2 separate regions of the Homo sapiens genome follow, and region 2 is linked to region 1. Evidence: chromatin contacts called from ENCODE POLR2A ChIA-PET data. All regions are on one chromosome and are shown on one strand. The core of a region is the stretch at or near the end of the contact, and the rest is flanking DNA. Distances in the headings are between cores, read along the strand shown.

What was found. ChIA-PET counts read pairs that join two places held with the same protein, here RNA polymerase II (POLR2A).
Region 2: POLR2A ChIA-PET joins it to region 1 with 12 read pairs in PC-3. The contact joins the promoter of ZNF709 here to the promoter of LDLR in region 1. POLR2A ChIA-PET finds 5 or more read pairs at or near these places in 3 of 52 experiments (PC-3, T-cell and activated CD4-positive, alpha-beta T cell).

What each region holds. Positions count from the first base shown.
Region 1 is chr19:11,087,285-11,092,636 of GRCh38, reverse strand. LDLR (low density lipoprotein receptor) reads right to left here and starts at 3,174. Exons shown (of 18, transcript NM_000527.5): 1 at 3,022-3,174. The coding sequence starts at 3,088. LDLR-AS1 (LDLR antisense RNA 1) reads left to right here and starts at 2,978. Exons shown (of 1, transcript NR_163945.1): 1 at 2,978-3,569. RefSeq lists enhancers at 1-515, 1-1,137, 1,834-2,013, 1,731-2,324, 2,325-2,920 and a silencer at 2,084-2,343.
Region 2 is chr19:12,481,438-12,486,789 of GRCh38, reverse strand. ZNF709 (zinc finger protein 709) reads left to right here and starts at 1,974. Exons shown (of 4, transcript NM_152601.4): 1 at 1,974-2,135. The coding sequence starts at 2,133.

The DNA of each region.
Region 1 (5,352 bases), core at 1,925-4,424:
AAACCCCATCTCTACTACAAATACAAAAATTAGCCGGGTGTTGTGGCAGGCGCCTATAATTCCAGCTACTCAGGAGGCTGAGGCAGGAGAATTGCTGGAACCCGGGAGGCGGGGATTGCAGTGAGGCGAGATTATGCCATTGCACTCCAGCCTGGGTGACAGGGCGAGACTCCAACTCAAAAAAAAAAAAAATAGACATCAATTGATCAGTGCTTCTTTCCAAATAAGGTGGGTATTTTCCCCAGAGTGATCTCAGCAATTGATTTTGCTTCCGGAAGAGAGAGCCTGACTCACTGTTTGCTGCTGGTCGGTTACATCTGCAGTCTCTTAGCAACAAAAGGCTATTTGCTTGACAGTTGGGACAGAGTGTGGAAGGAAAAGGGACATCAAAAAGCCCATCAAAATAATAATAATAATAATAATAATAATAATAAAGCCCATCAAAGCACCCATCAAAGCAAGGAGCAACCGACCCATCTAGAATTGGATCTTATCAGGGAGGAAGTCTACAGATAAGAGCAGGAATGAGGAACAGAATTCCCCTACAGGTTTTCTGTCTCAACAAAGGTCTCCCTGTTTTTTCCCAGTGTTCCCTGGAAGATAGGTATTTCCGGAAATGACAAGGGAATCACCCTGCGGCTCGTTAAAGCAGCCAACTCCCTTACTCAAATTTGGGTGAGTCATTGACACGTTTGGAGCTGCGCTCACCGCTGTTGCCTGATTTTGGTCTAAGTGAAGGCTTGCGGTTCAGATTCCAACAACTTCCCTTTGTAAAGGAAATGGACAAGAAACTCCCCCCTGGATATGCCTTGAAGCCAGCTACAGCGTGAGGTGGTGCAGCTAGAAAGTGCTAGAAACACACACCAGCTCTCAGAAGTCTGGAGGAAAACATCAGGGGTGTAGTCTCCTTGACAACAGAGGAAACATCACATTCTCAGCCATCCCGGGAGAGAGAAACTAAAGTGATGAACAAACAAGGCCTTGCCTAAGACTTCCTTAACATTTTCTCTTAAGGAAGAGGTTGATTGGTGAGTGAGATACACATTAATCCAGTGCCTCTCTTTCTTTTGTAAAACTGAGTGGCAGAATGTTTGCAATCATCATCATCCCCGGTGGGGCGCGGTGGCTCACTCCTGTAATCCCAACACTTTGGGAGGCTGAGGTAGGAGGATCGCTTGAGGCCAGGAGTTCAAGACCAGCCTGAGCAACCAAGCGAGACCTCATCTCTACAAAAAGTTAAAAAATAAATAAGTAAATAAAAATAAAAGAACAATCATCCGTATTTCATTACACCCTCCCTCCCTCTCTGGCCTCCCAGAGGAAACTGGTGTGTTAGTTACAGCGTGAATTTCAAGGCAGTTCAAAGCTCTCCATCCAGTCAAAGCCAACCCCCTTGCCAATTAAAAAAAAAGTTTCCTGCAATCCTTGTGTTCATCAGGCAATCCCAATCCTTTTCTAGGCTAGGCTGGTTCTCAGGAGGGAAAGGGCCATGTAGCTGTTGTCTAGGGCGAGGCTGTCTCTCTGCAACTAATTTAAAGCCACCTAAAAAGCTCTAACTCAGGATCATGCACTAACCAGCCTCTTGTGGAAATCTAAAATCTAATCCATTTCACCCAGAGGAAAAATCGCCGCTTGGACAGCTGAACCGAAGCCATTCACAGCCTCTGAAGAAGCGAGGCCACCCCAGGGGGTCGGTCCCGGGGGATAGCTGCCCCACCGTGGCTGAAGATCTCGGCTGCAGACCAAGGAGGGGCGGGGAGATTCTGAGGCAACGTTTCAACCTCGTAAGGAACCGAGGCCTTGAGGGTGGCCGGGGGCCCCTCTGTGAACTTGATCGGGGCTGGTGGGGCGAGGGCGCCCCCCAGGACAAGGTGGGGACGGAGGTGTCGCCACAGAGCACAGCGGAAACCGGGGACTTCGCCAGGAGGGCCCAGGATAACGGAGGGCGACTCGTGTATGTCGCGGAGGCGGCTCCGGGGACCCGGGACTTGTCGTCGCCTTTGTGACAGGAACCGCGGAGGAACGCCAGGCCTCCCCTGCATCCGCCTCGCCCCGGACAAGGTGAGGCTCAGACTTCCGCGCCAGCCCCGCCCCGCTCGTACACAAGCCCCGTCCTCCCGACGCCCGCCTCCGCCTCCACCGCCTCACATTGGACAAGGGGAGTGGCTCGAGGGTGGCCTGTTGGACTACACCCAATGGAATTCGGGGGGCGGGCCAAAGGGGCGGGGGCAGGGGCGGGAGGGGGTGGCCCCCGTCCCGGAGCACGCGGCGGAATCCCGGGACTGCACCCAACTCAGGATGGCAGTGGCGCCCTGGGGTCGCGCAAAGCGGATCGGGACCCCTGAGCCCGCGGTGACCTCCAGGCTGGACATCCGGGTCTCCAGTCGCCCTCGCCCCCAGAAGGACTTAAGGCGGGGGTGGGAGTGATCCCTTGTTTTAGGACTGGAGGTCCCCACACCCAGCTCCGAGTTAGAAGAGAGGGTCCCGGCCGGGCGCGGTGGCTGACGCCTGTAATCCCAGCACTTTTGGGCAGATCACCTGAGGTCGGGGTTCGAGACCAGCCTGGCCAAAATGGTGAAAACCCGTCTCTACTAAAAATACAAAAATTAGGCGGGCGTGGTGGTTGGGCGCCTGTAATCCCAGCTATTCGGGAGGCTGAGAGAGGAGACTCGCTTAAACCCGGGAGGCGGAGGTTGCAGTGAGCTGAGATCGTGCCACTGCACTCCATCCTGGGCGACAGAGCTAGACTCCGTCTCAAAGAAGATGCGGTCCCTCACCCTGTGGAGACTTGGGGGACAGCGGTGCCCCGTTTCCCTTAAATCCCTCAGACTCCTCCCGACCCTCGCGCTCCCCTCAGCGCCCCCCTCCAGCGCCCCCTCCAGCCGTTTGGGAAGGACCCCGTGCCATTACCCCACAAGTCTCCCAGGGATGGAGTGATTATTTGTACCCAAAAAAATAAATTCCCAAGGGCCCCCCGGGGGCTCCCTCTCAACCTATTCTGGCGCCTGGAGCAAGCCTTACCTGCAGTCCCCGCCGCGGCGAGGAGCAAGGCGACGGTCCAGCGCAATTTCCAGCCCCAGGGCCCCATGCTCGCAGCCTCTGCCAGGCAGTGTCCCGACCCGGATCACGACCTGCTGTGTCCTAGCTGGAAACCCTGGCTTCCCGCGATTGCACTCGGGGCCCACGTCATTTACAGCATTTCAATGTGAGGTTTCTAGCAGGGGGAGGAGTTTGCAGTGGGGTGATTTTCAAATGTCTTCACCTCACTGCAAGAGGAGGAGTTTCGAACGGCCGATGTGACATCGGCTTTTTAACCCGTGAAGCTCTGATTCCCACTCCAGTCCTTCGAAAGTGTCGCCAGGGCAGGCGACTTGATTTGTTGTATTTGGGTCTCCGGTGAAGAGCTGACGCCCCCTCAAAATTGGAAACGCATCTTCTGAAAGATCCTCCTGAAATTTCTCGATGTTTAACTGTTAACATTTTGCTGTTGTTGTCCACAGAAGGATAACAACAGCCTTTCAAGATCCTCCAATAGCCTAATGCCATTGTCCTCTCTGCCTCAAAAGGAAAACACTAAAAATGTTGGGAACTTCCGCCACTTTCTATATTTGCCTTTTCCTTTCTAGGAATTGTGTATAGATTTTTAGCTTCCTTTCGTTGTATATTGTTTTTACATTGTTATTCCAAATCACCTAATAGACACTGATCAATCAGGAATTTAAATAAAATCTTCACAAAAGTACAGCCAAAAAAATATTTTTTGTTTTGTGGGATCCCGCCTTTGGCTGAGTATAAACATCTGAAAAATCAATTGTACGGATACCTGGAGTCTGGACGTAAATATTGATTTCTCCCCTTAGGAGAAGGAGTTGAACAAACAGAAGGGCGGTTTCCTCTCCCTCAAAGCAAAATCAAAACAAAACAGGGCTTTCACAGTTGAACTTGAACCCCTAAGCCACAGAGAGCTGGTGGAGACCAACTTTTAGAATTGAGTCTCTTTGGGGACTCATGGGGTTGCCAGAGGCCTCTTGCCAAAAAGGCACATGTGAGAAACTTGCCTGAACCCCACACAGGGCTGGGCAGTCTTGGCGGTTCCCCCAGGAATAAGCTGGATTTCTCTGGGATTTTGCAAACTGACTTTGGCAGGCAGTGCTAACCTCTCAGCAGGATTTTAGGGAAACCTAGGAGACCAGGCAGAAAAGGGACAAATTGAACTCTCAGAAGGACAAAAAAAAAGATTAATCAGGGAAAATAATTTTTTAATTATTTTTATTATAATTTTTTAAATAATTATTTATTATTTATTTATCATTATTTCCAGCTGTCACTCAGGCTGGACTGCAGTGGCGTGATCACAGCTCTCTGCAGCGTCAACCCTGGGCTCAAGGAATCCTCCCACCTCAGCCTCCTGAATAGCTAGGACCACAGGAGTGCACCACCATGCCCAACTAATTTTTAATTTTTTTTTATAGATGGGGTCTCACTATGTTGCCCAGGCTGGTCCCAAACTCCTAGCTTCACTCAATCCTCTTCCTCTTGCATCATGATGCCTCTCAAATTGCTGGCTTTACAGGCATGAGCCACTGTGCCCAACCCAGAAGAAGAAATTGATGATAAGAATTTTTGGCAGTTAAGACTCAGTTTCAGAATTCGGCCTTGGACAGATAAATTAGCTTTCCCAACCTGTAAAGGGGCCATCAAAATGCTTGAACCTACTTGGCAGGCTCAGTGTCAAGGTCAAATTGAAATAATTAGCGGGCTGGGCATGGTGGCTCACGCCTGTAATCCCAGCACTTTGGGAGGCTGAGGCAGGTGGATCACGAGGTCAGGAGATCAAGACCATCCTGGATAACACAGTGAAACCCCACCTCTACTAAAAAAAAATACAAAAAATTAGCCGGGCGTGGTGGCGGGTGCCTGTAGTCCCAGCTACTCGGGAGGCTGAGGCAGGAGAATGGCGTGAACCCGGGAGGTGGAGTTTGCAGTGAGACGAGATTGCGCCACTGTACTCCAGCCTGGGCGACAGAGTGAGACTCCGTCTCAAAAAAAAAAAAAAAAAAAGAAGTAATTAGCAATCACCTAGAGAAGTTTACAAGGATAGGCAAGTTCTAGGAGCTGCTGCAACGTTTATAAATGTGTCCCCATTGAATCCCATTCCTTATGCCATTTGCGACATTAAACAAAAAAGTGAAGTCTGGATGTGGTGGCTCATGCCTGTAATCCCAGCACTTTGGGAGGGTGAGGCGGGGGGATCACTTGAGCCTAGGAGTTCAGAACAAGCCAGGGCAACACAGTGGGACCCTGTCTCTACAAAAAATACAAAAATAAGCTGGACATGGTTGTGTGCGCCTG
Region 2 (5,352 bases), core at 725-3,224, 1.4 Mb before region 1:
ACTGTAAACAACAAATGAAGTATTGATACAAACTTCAATGTAAATGTCCCTTGAAACAGTTATGCTAAGTGAATGAAGTTAATCTCACAAAGAACACATAGTATATGATTCCATTCCAAGTCTACAATGGGAAAGCTATATAGCAACTGAAAGTAAATTAATGGTTGCTTAGGACAGAGGCTTGGAGGAGGAAGATGGGAAGATAGGACAGTGACAGCCAAAGGCTACAGGGGTTTCCTTTTTTTTTCCTTCCTTCCTTCCTTCTTTCCTTCCTTCCCTCCTTCCCTCCTTCCCTCCTTCCCTCCTTCCCTCCTTCCCTCCTTCCTTCCTTCCCTCCCTCCCTTCCTTCCTTCCTTCCTTCTGACAGGGTCTCACTCTGTCACCCAGGCTGGAATGCAGGATCACAGTTGACTGTAGCCTTGACCTCCTGGGTTCAAACAATCCTCGGGCCTCAGCCTCCCCAGTAGCTGGGACTACAGGTGTGCACCACCATGCCCTGCTAATTTTTAAAAAATTTTCTTAGAGATGGGGGAGGGGGGGGCCTCACTATGTTGCCCAGGCTGATCTCAAACTCCTGGGCTCAAGCAGCCCTCCCACCTAAGTTTCCTAAAGTGCTGGAACTACAGGTGTGAGCCATCATGCCCTGCCCATTAGTAGGTTTGATCCAATATCTTAAGTATATTGAGTTTCCTAGTACATGCCAAATTTACATAATCTTTTGTGGTTTTTTAAATAATCTCAGTGAAAATGGAATTAATTGCCTTATCGATATCATAGCCATTTACATTTCAAAATTCTCTAGGGGCTGGGTGCAGTGGCTCATGCCTGTAATCCTAACACTTTGGGAGGCTGAGGCCAGCAGATCACTTGAGCCCAGGAGTTCAAGATCAGCCTGGGTGAGATAGTGAGATGCTGTTTCTACAAAATAAAAATAAAAAGAAAGAAAGAAATTAGTCAAGCATGGTGGCACGTGCCTGAGGTTCCAGCTACTCAGGTGGCTGAGGTGGGAGGATTGCTTGAGCCCAGAAGGTCGAGGCTGCAGGGGGCTCTGATTGCACCACTGCATTCCAGCCTGAGGGACAAAGAAGGGCCCTGTCTCAAAAACAAAAACCACAAACCAAACAAACATAAAGGATCCACAAAAGTTCTCTAGGGACATAGTCAAAAACTGGTCCGAAATAAATATCCTTCCAGTGTTCAGTTTTACTGAACACATCTCATGGCTTTGGGTTTAACTGAATAATTCCTCACTGGGCACGGTGGTTCATGCCTGTAATCCCAACACTTTGGGAAGCCAAGGAGCATCACCTGAGCCCAGGAGTTCGAGACTAGCCTGTGCAACATAGTGAGACCACCCCACCACCGCCATCTCTACCGAAAAAAAAAAAAAAAGGAACTCCTTCTCTCAGACTAGGGCTGTGGGGTCCAAACTTCCCACTAGAGCAAAGTGTGGGGGGAGGGAAGGGATGGGTGACGGCCTAAACCCTGTCAGTTGTCAAAGATTAAAACGTAGTCACTCTTTGTTAGGTATGATGAGGTCACTCTGTCACTCTAAGTGTCTGTATTTGTAAACAAGAGTCAGAAATCCATGAATGGCCTCGCAGCCTTATGCTAAGTCTGGGAGCGTCTGACCCTTCCGTTCTAGTCTGGCATGGCCCGGGCGTCCTTTTTCGCTGTGGACAAAGAGCCTTTTTCTGGAAACTGAGCCTGGAATTTCCTGCGCTGTGCACGCTTGTGTCTCCGCGCTCAGAAGGAGCTGCAGGAAGACACCAGTGCCCGACCCCGGGTACGTTAACAAATTCTGCTTAGACGCAAATATCCGTGGCAGGGGAACAGATTCCTGACCCCGGACGAATGCAGGTTGCTTAGAGACGCGACTTCCCTACTAGCTGTCACTCAGGCAACGAAGGCGGGTCCAAGAGTGCAATGTCCAATCAGGGGCGCCGCCGGGAAGGCGGGCGGAGGGGCGCTGCGCAAACGGCGAGGGCGTGGCTACCAGCCGCTGCGCTCCGCTCTGGGGTCTCCTCACCCCAGAAGGCCCTCAGGTGGAGGAAGGGCCTCAGGTGGAGGTAGGACCTGTGCTGGCCGCGGGAGAGGTAAACAGAACACCAGGACATCCCAGAGTCTGGGAAATGGTAAGTGTGCGGGGCTGGGGGTCTTGAGATGGGAGAGAGGGGCGGGTTGAAACCGGCCGGATCTGGCTGTGGTGGGACCCAGGCCTCCCCGCCGTTGTCTCCCGGGTCTGTGGACCCGAGTCCTCCTGGCGCAGCTCGGCCCTCGGTCTCTTTGGCCGCAGGATGGGGCTGGGCCGGCAGCCGGGACCCCGGACGTCTTGTCAAGTCCCTGCGCGGCGACTGCGGCCCCAGTCCCGGAGCCCTCTCTGGGCAGCTCCGAGCCCGCAGCCTCGCGTCTCCCCAGATTGTGCTGGGGCACGGGAGGGTCATGGAGGGAATCCCGTCTCGGTCGTGGGGTTCGTGCGTGGGAGGAGCAGTGTTGTGTGGGGTCCTCAGTCCCTCTTTTCTTCCCAAGGGAGGACTCGTTTCTCAAGGTTTCCAAGTGTATGGGAAGCCAGATCTCAAACCCACGACCGTGTCCTCCAGCCTGGCTCTTCCCAGAGCTGGGATTAAATCCCTAAATTTCTAGATCTCTTTCAAATGCCAATGTCTTCTCTCCAGTTCACAACGTCGTTATTTCAACCAGACGCAGTATTTTAATTATCCTTTTTGTACAGAGGAATGGATGGTTCTTTTAAAAAGATTTAACGTATGCTTTGGGGTATTTATATGAGAGGAAAACAGAGGAGAAGGACTTGAAGCTACCTCGTGTAAAATGCTTGTGCCTCTCTTGCCAGTATCTCTCCTGGGACCTGACATCCTATGGGAACTCCTTTGGGTTGAGTCTCCTTTTTGGAAACTTTTCTGGGAGATCTGTCCTTTCCAGCGCAGCACTTCCCCTCCCTGGGCTTATCACCTTGAAAAGATTTACTCACTTAATTGATTCTCAAAAAATGTAAAATATACGTAATTAGGAGACCTACAGCCCAGCCAACATGGCGAAACCCCGTCTCTACTAAAAATATAAAAAATTAGCCGGGCGTGGTGGTGCACATCTGTAATCACGGCTACTCAGGAGGCTGAGGCAGGAGAATCACTTGAACCCGGGAGGCAGAGGTTGCAGTTGAGATGAGATTGCGCCACTGCACTACAGCCTCGGCGACAGAGTGAGACTCTGTCTCAAAAAAATAAAAAAATAAAATAAAATAAACCTTTAGAGTGGATGTAAAATATTTCCAAAGAGGCAAGAAAGAGATGGGTTTCAGAAAATAATAAAATATCAAGCTAGGAGCGTTGGCTCACGCCTGTAATCTCAGCACTTTGGGAGGCTGAGTCAGGAGGATCGCTTGAGCTCAGGAGTTCAAGACCAGCCTAGGTGACATAGAGAGACCTCATCTCTACTAGAAAAAAAAAAAAAAAAAAAAAAAATTAGCTGGGCGTAATGGCCTGCACTTGTAGTCCCAGCTACTTGGGAGGCCGAGGCGGGAGGATTGCTTGAGCCTGGGAAGTTGAGGCTGCTTTGAGCCTTGATCATGCCACTGCACTCCAGGCTGAGCAAGGTCTCACACCTTGTCTCAAAAACAGAAAATAATAATAATGAAATATCCCAGTATGATATTGCATTTATTAAAAATTTTTGTTTCTCTTTTTTTCTTCTGAGAATGTATAGCAAGTTCCTCAGGTCTGTTCTTTCCTTTTCGGTGATTTCAAATGGAATTCCATTCTGGGCTCAGGTTATCCACCTGCCTCAGCCTCCCCTTTGATTTCTTCAAACACAGGGTTTGTCTCATGTAAATATCAGTAGTGGTCCAGGTCACTTGACTGGAGAGCAAAGAGGACTCAGGTCAGTGACTCCAAGCTCTAAGACCAACCCTTGGGTCTCCCAAGGGATGTAATCGAAGGCCCAGTTGTTTCTTCCTAGGGAGCCTCCCCTGCAGGTGTCCTACCTGCTCATACCTACTGTGGAAGGAGCCCTTTGTACTGAGAGAAGCTGCTGAGCACTGGAAAGCTGGGGATCTGAATGCACGTTGGGGGATTGGCTGAATCCAGTGATGCCCTTCCTGAGGGCATAATTGTGGTTTCCTTGGGCCTATTTTTAGACATTAGGTTTGAGTTTTGCATCTGTTGTGTAGGTGCACTCAGTGTAATTTTTCTATAGTGAGAAAGTCTGTAAAGGCCAGGAGATCTGTCTCCTGGACACAGGATGAATGAACTGGGGAGTTCATTTGGGTCAGAACCTTAATCTCAGTCCAGTTGAGAGTTTCCTCACTTACAACAATTGAAGGGGCGATTTCCCTGTCACCAGGGGTGAGGGAATGTGTGGAGCTCGCTGAGTTCATTCCTTTGGCTCCTCAGGTGCCCCTGCCCTCTGTCACCAGGGACTGTCTCACTCTAAAGGTTGTTGCCCAACAGCAAGAATGTGGGCCCCAAGCTTGTGTATGTGTTTAGCTTTCTGAGTGTGGGTTTTCCTTCTGAATTGTGGAGAAGCAGTCTGCTAGTCTGAGCTGACTTGAGAGGGAGAGGGAGAGAGAGAGGGAGAGGGAGAGGGAGCGTGTGTGTGTGTGTGTGTGTGTGTGTGTTTGTGTGTGTGTGTGTGTATTTTAGAGGTGGGTTCTCACTTTGTTGGCCAGGCTGGTCTCAAACTGCTGGCCTCAAACAGTCCTCCCACCTTGGCCTCTCAAAGTGCTGGGATTACAGATGTGGCTTGGCTTTCCTTTCCCTTTCCTTTCCTTCTTCCTTTCCTTTCCTTCTTCCTTTCCTTTCCTTCTTCCTTTCCTTCCTCCTTTCTTTCTTTCCCCTTCCTTCCTTCCCTTTTTTTTTTTTTTAAGTCAGTGTCTCACTCTGTCACCCAGACTAGAGTGCAGTGGTGTGATCATAGCTAACTGTAACCTCGAACACCTTTCTTGGCTCAAATGATCCTCCCACCTCAGCTTCCCAAGTACCTAGGACTACAGGTGTGCACTGTCACACCTGAATTTGTAAATTTTTTGTAGATCCTCACTGTGTCCAGGCTGGTGTTTTTTTTTCCCTTTGGATTCCTTTATTTGCTGACTATTACAGCAGCTGAATTCTAGTTTCTGTTAACACTTTTTAATGTTATTCCATATGTGAGTGTGTTAAATTTTGTTTCTTGGGTTTGAAAATGTAAGTCGATTGAAAGGTATGATGCAACTAAGGCAAGAAAATTCTGAAACCAGGCCGGGTGTGGTGGCTCACGCCTGTAATTTCAGCGCTTTGGGAGGCTGAGGCAGAAGGATCACTTGAGGTCAGAAGTTCGAGACCAGCCTGGCCAACTTGG